2 separate regions of the Homo sapiens genome follow, and region 2 is linked to region 1. The links are chromatin loops, found by intact Hi-C in ENCODE. Cell type or tissue: B cell. All regions are shown on one strand. Links, peaks and the distances in the headings refer to the core of each region. The heading gives the core; the rest is flanking DNA.

Evidence for each region. Peaks named below come from ENCODE experiments on the same cell type or tissue, not always from the same donor. Only the 100,000 strongest peaks of a DNase experiment are listed, where the experiment ranks them.
Region 2: it touches region 1 in a loop (1.9-fold over the local background); 2 of 110 quality-filtered maps call a loop at or near these places.

The regions. Positions count from the first base shown.
Region 1 is chr1:221,983,663-221,986,582 of GRCh38, reverse strand. LINC02474 (long intergenic non-protein coding RNA 2474) reads right to left here. Exons shown (of 3, transcript NR_149071.1): 3 at 1,619-1,822. Among named protein-coding and RNA genes, the nearest start is that of LINC02257, 6.6 kb to the right of the region's middle. In B cell, for the core only: no CTCF peak of the experiment used is centred there; no DNase peak of the experiment used is centred there.
Region 2 is chr1:221,938,076-221,940,995 of GRCh38, reverse strand. All of the region lies in intron 1 of LINC02257 (long intergenic non-protein coding RNA 2257), which reads left to right. Among named protein-coding and RNA genes, the nearest start is that of LINC02474, 27 kb to the left of the region's middle. RefSeq lists an enhancer at 1,327-1,506. In B cell, for the core only: a CTCF peak has its summit at 1,217 (motif pointing right); a DNase peak (open chromatin) is centred at 1,215; H3K27ac peaks cover 369 bases.

The DNA of each region.
Region 1 (2,920 bases), core at 227-2,726:
CAGAATTTTTTGCTTCCTTTTCTGCTATTTGTGAGATCTGCTTGTTTGGAAGTTTTAGGACCTAGAGAGAAAACATTTCCACCAGGGGATACAACAATAATTCCAATAAATTGGAAGATGAGGTTGCCACGTGGCCACTTTAGGATCCTTGTGCCACTGAACCAACAGGCAGAAAAAGAGGTCATCCTACTGGCTGAAAGAACTGGTCCCAATTTACCAAGGGAAACAGGCCACTGCTCACAGCAGAGGCAAGGAGAATTCTCCTGGGTACCTTTTAATACCATTATGCACAGTAGTAAAGGTTAATGAAAAGCTATAGCAAAAAAAAAAAAAAAAAAACAACAACAAAAAGGCAGAAAAAGCAGAACAACAAGTGAGCCCTTAAAGAATGAAGGTTTGGATCACTCTACCAGGTAAAGAACCCCAAACAGCTGAAGTTCTGACTGAGAAAGATGAAAATATAAAATGGATTATGGAAAAATAAAATCATAGATATCAATTGTGAATAGCATTTTAACCATAGATGTCAATTATGAATAGCATCTTAACCAATTATAGAAATGAAGACCGTGGTCACTTTGCATATTTATCTTATTGTATGTACAAGGGACTTCCAAATTTGTGGAAAAATAAAATTAACAAGTAAAAACATAAAATATAAACTTTATTTTTCAATATGAGTTCCGTTAAGTTCAAGTCACTTTTATAAACAATGACATCAGCCATTTGGTTCATTCATAAAGAACTGAGGGTCTTGGGAATTTAACTATGTCAGTGCAATCTTTTTCATATTATCAACTGAAGAAAAATTTTTTTAAGATTAGGAAATCTTAAATAGCTATATACTTTAACTTAAGGTAAAAAGTTTCTTAAGATTAGGAAACAAAAAGAAGTTAGAAGGAACCAAACCAGGACTGTAAGGTGGATGCCTAATGATTTCTCATGGAAAATCTCACAGAATTGCCCTTGTTTGATGAGAAAAATGAGTAGGAACATTGTCATGGTGAAGAAGGACTCTCTGGTGAAACTTTCCTGGGTGTTTTTCTGCTAAAGCTTTGACGGACTTTCTCAAAATACTCTCATAATTAGTAGATGTTATTGTTTTTTGGCCCTCCAGAAAGTCAACGAGTAAAACACCTTGAACATCACCAAAAAACTTTGCCATGACCTTTGCTCATTGCTCATCTGCTTTTGCTGTGACTTGACCATTTCCACCTCTTGGCAGTCATTGCTTTGATTATGCTTTGATTATGTCTTTGGGATCATATTGTAAAGTCATGTTTCATCTCCTGTTACAGTTCTTCAAGGAAATGCTACAGGATCTTGATCCCACTTGTTTAAAATTTCAATTGAAAGTTCTGCTGTTATTTGCAGCTAACCTGGGTACAACAGTTTTGGTACTCATTGAGTGGAAAGTTTGCTCAATTTTAATTTTTCACTCAGAATTGTGTAAGGTGAACCAGCTGTCTACATTGTTGGCTATTGTCAGTGCTGTTAATTGTCAGTCTTCCTCCGTTAGGGCATGAACAAGATTAATTTTTTCCTTCCAAATTGATGTAGATGGTCTGCCGTTGCAGGCTTCATCTTCAACATCATCTTGTTTCTTCTTAAAATAAGTTATCCATTTTTAAACTGCTGATTCATTTGGGGTATTGTCCCAATAAACTTTTTATAAAGCGTCACTAATTTCATCGTTCTTCTACCCAAACTTCATCATAAATTTGATGTTTGTTCTTGCTTCAATTTTAGCAGAATTCATGTTGCAATATAGGAGTCCTTTTCAAATGGATGCCTTATCCTTCTCAGTGCTTCAAATTAGATTCTGTTCAGGCATGTTATAACAAGTTAGCACGAGTTTACTTTTGTGCCGAAAATGTTTGAAATCCACACATCTATTTTTATATATATAAAAAATACACATTTTCCGTGAACTTTTTGAAGACCCCTCATATAAGCTAACATTTTCTTCTTCTTATTTTTATTTTACATATAAGTTCTTGTGGGTTAATTTTATAAATTTATTTTTAGGTAACAGAGACTGTGACAGGATTTTAGAAATATTTAATATATAGCCAATGATGAAAATAATGACAACTGAGACTGTGCATCTCCTCACTGTAAAGCAAAGCTGAGGACTTCTTTACATTTTAAGACAGCTGTATCTTTTTAGGTGAAATATAGAGTTGTTTCATTGTTGCACAGAAGTGTAAATATGTATAGAAGGGTATACGTAGAGACTGTGGAGCCAAATACTTTACTGTGCCAGTTGTCAGCTTATTTTCTTTCAGCTCCAACTCCATCCTTCATTCACTATTCTGTGGATAATGCAGCTGGACCCTGCAAATATTTCTTCTAAGTCAGCTGACATAATGTTAAGCTTTGTCAGTAGAAGTTATTGGTGGAATACTGCAGGAGGAAGGGGATTCTCTTTCTGATTACAGTGTGTTTGTTTCATCAACCTCCTTCAGCATACCTGGTTTCTCCAGCACCCAGTTCTAGCAGCCCAGGAGCTTCTCCAGAACTTGGTTCCTACAATACAGGTAGCTTTTCTAGTATACAGATTTCACTGCAAATGGCAGCCAGCAGCACCTAGCAGCCAGAAGCTTTCCTTGACACCTCTTCAGGCAGCTTTGTAGCAAAGTATTGCCAGCAAGATGCATCCTGCAGACAGTTTCCTGAGTTTGGAATTCCCTACTCTTTACCTCCAAACATTCCTATCCTTTAATTCCCACCACAAAAGTCACCTCCACAAAGTGTTTCCTGATCCTTCCAGTTAGAGTTCATTGCCTTCTTTTCTGAATGGCCACACCTTTTTCATGTATGTTCACTTTCTAGTCTATGTCATACTTATTTGTGTACTTATCTGCTTGAGCACAGTAAAAACTGAGAATTTAGCAGAATTATTTGGAAATGGCTGGCA
Region 2 (2,920 bases), core at 104-2,603, 45 kb after region 1:
TTTCTCTCATGGTTGACAAGATTGAGGGTCCCACTCCCTCTCTAATCAAGCCATTCATATTACATTAATTAATTAATTAATTTTGAGACATGGCCTTGCTCTGTCACCTAGGAGTGCAGTGGTACAATCACAGCTCACTGCAGCCTTGACCTCCTGACCTCTTACCTCAGCCTCCTGAGTAGCTGGGGCAACTGGTGTGCAGCTGTGCTATGCCTGGCTAATTTTTGCATTTTTCATAGAGATGGGGTATTGCCATGTTGACCAGGCTGGTCTCAAACTCCTGGACTCGAGCAATTCTCCTGCCTTGGCCTCCCAAAGCATTGGGACCATGAGTATGAGCCACTGCACCTGGCTACCATTCCTATTTAATAAAGAAGGATAGCATTTTCACCGGAATTTTGCTCAGAATTGAACCACATGCTGAAATTCATTTTGGGCTGGGCTTAGGGCGTGTGCTCAAAATATGTTTTACTTTAGGATGGGTCCTGCTCTGGAGAACCCCACATCTTCCAGCATCATGATTCTAACTGTAGGAATGCCAACTTCAGAAATACTGAGAACATATTTTGATTTCTGGCTAAATGTCATGATAGTGAGGACTTGTGAGGAGTAAACCAAATAAGCCACAAGTAGAAAGCTTGATATACTTCACTCTTTCCTTGGCCTTGCCCTTATTAAGCAATTAAATATGTGTTTATACACCTAGTCTATCAACGGACAGTGGGGAGCAACTCCAGAAGCCTGGAGAAAAAAAATATTGTTCGACCATTATATTAACATGACTTATTGACATCAGTTATCTGTAATAAGGCATATGGGATTTTGTGAGGATTGAAGGAGAATTTTTTCTTGTTATCTTCTTTAATCCTGTATTTTCCCTTGTATTATGCAGTCCTTATTTATTAAAGACTGTAGGAAGAGACTATGAGGAAATGTCATTGTTGAGATGAAGGGGCAAGTGTGTATTTTATAGATGGTGATGTGGTAAAGGAGATCTACTCATAAATAAAAGCAGTATTTTATGAAAAGAAAGTCATAGCAGTGTGCTGGCAGGCAGACTCTACAGATGGGGAGGGGACTGGGAACTGGACCAAGGCTAAGTGGCAATCTGGTTGACAACAGAGAAGAGTCTGGGGGGAAGCAACTAGCTCTCGTAGTGGTTTATGACATCAGTCACCACCAGCAGGGGCTGCCAGCTGGTGCAATACCAGGGACCCAAGCAGGTGGGTGAAGCCAATAATGAGAAAGCATGCAGGAGACACTTGCAAATTCAGACCACAGGCTGGCAGCTCTTGGGTAGTGAAGCCTGGCCACTGGGCTGATATTCAGAACAAGAATTTAGAAGGTAGAATTAACACCTGAAACTGAAGCATGTGGAAGCATTTGGCGAAAGAATTGCTGTTTGAAAAGAGGCTAAACTGCAGCTGGAAACTTGGCATGGAAGCCCAAAAGCCCTGGGTCTCAAGTCTGTGTAACGTGGAGGTGGGCTGAGATGATTTCAACACCTTCTGCTTCAAATTCCCATTTGCTGGTAACTAGGAAGGCTGTGCTATGGGAAGGTTGAAGAGGACAGCTGCAGGTGACAAGAGGTGGGGCCAGTACGGATTATGGTGGAAATCTATGTTTACCATTAAACAGAGGCTGGAACTAGTTAACTCTGAGGAAAAGTCAGGAAGTAACCACACACTTAGTCTGCATAGTTGTTGCGTTCAGATTGTTTTGGAGTGAACATAAGGCACCAAGATTTAGTGAATGAAAGATGAGACAAAGAGTCAAAATGCTGGAACTTAACAGACTCATTTCTATCAGTGGTCTTGGCATGGACAAGGCACTGAATCTCTCTAAGAGGCAGTGTCATTATCTATAAAAGTGTATCTGCCTTGTTGTCCTCAATTCCCCAAACATTAATCTGTGCCAAATGTGATGCTAGGGACAAAGATGAGGAATGAGTGGCCCCTACCTTGGGGAGGCCACAGTCTTCCAGTCTCCCAAGAGACAGCAGGAGAAATAGAAAAGGATGAGGCATTGACACGTACTGTGTTCCAGACTCGGTGCTTCACACATGTGATCTCATTTAAATATTTTATAAAGTGATCGGGCAGGTATTATTATTTCCTCTCTCAAGGATGAAGCGATGAAGGCTCAAAGAAGGATTCCAAGGTCATCATTTGGGTAAATGGGGAAGCCATGTCTTGAGCCCAGGTATGTCATCCCTTAAATCCCAGGATTTTCCCAACATCCCCCACTGTTCAGGAGAGAGAGAGATGGGTAAAAAACTCACCTTATATGTTTGAAGGCCAGCATCGATTGGAACCCAGGGAGGAGGCAGAAATGTTTTTTCTGAGTTTAAAAAATGTTGACATATGGGGGAAGATGAAAAAGGGCATTTAGGAAATTCAGGTAGTATGATTTGTGTGACAGTGGATTTTCTTCAGCTGCAGACAGAATCTGAGGGTGTGAAATTGCAAAGGTAACCTTCTCATCCTATATAGCCTTTCCCACTAAGGAGTCTGGGCACATGCAAGCTGTGTGCAAAAGCATCATCTATCCCTGGGGAGATGAAAGGGTGGCCTTAATGGGACAGGAGGAAAATCAATAATGTATCACTTTGGAGCAAGGAGCTGGGTGACCAAGCACAAAATGTCAGCAGCCTGACAAGGCAAAGGCAGCCTTGGCCTGGGGCAACTGATATTGATTGTAATAAGCCCAAAACAATTAGCTTATGAATCTGCCTCCCAACTACTTTGCGTTCCTTCTCAAAATACGTACTTTTAGATCCACAATGAACCATTGCCCCCTGGAAGGCTGGTTCTGCTATTTGGAAGGACATGAAGAGTCATGCCACATGGCTGTTAGCTCCTCATCACACAGGGTTTGGCAAAAGGAAGAAGGGGTTTTAGAATGTCTGAGGCCTACAGGA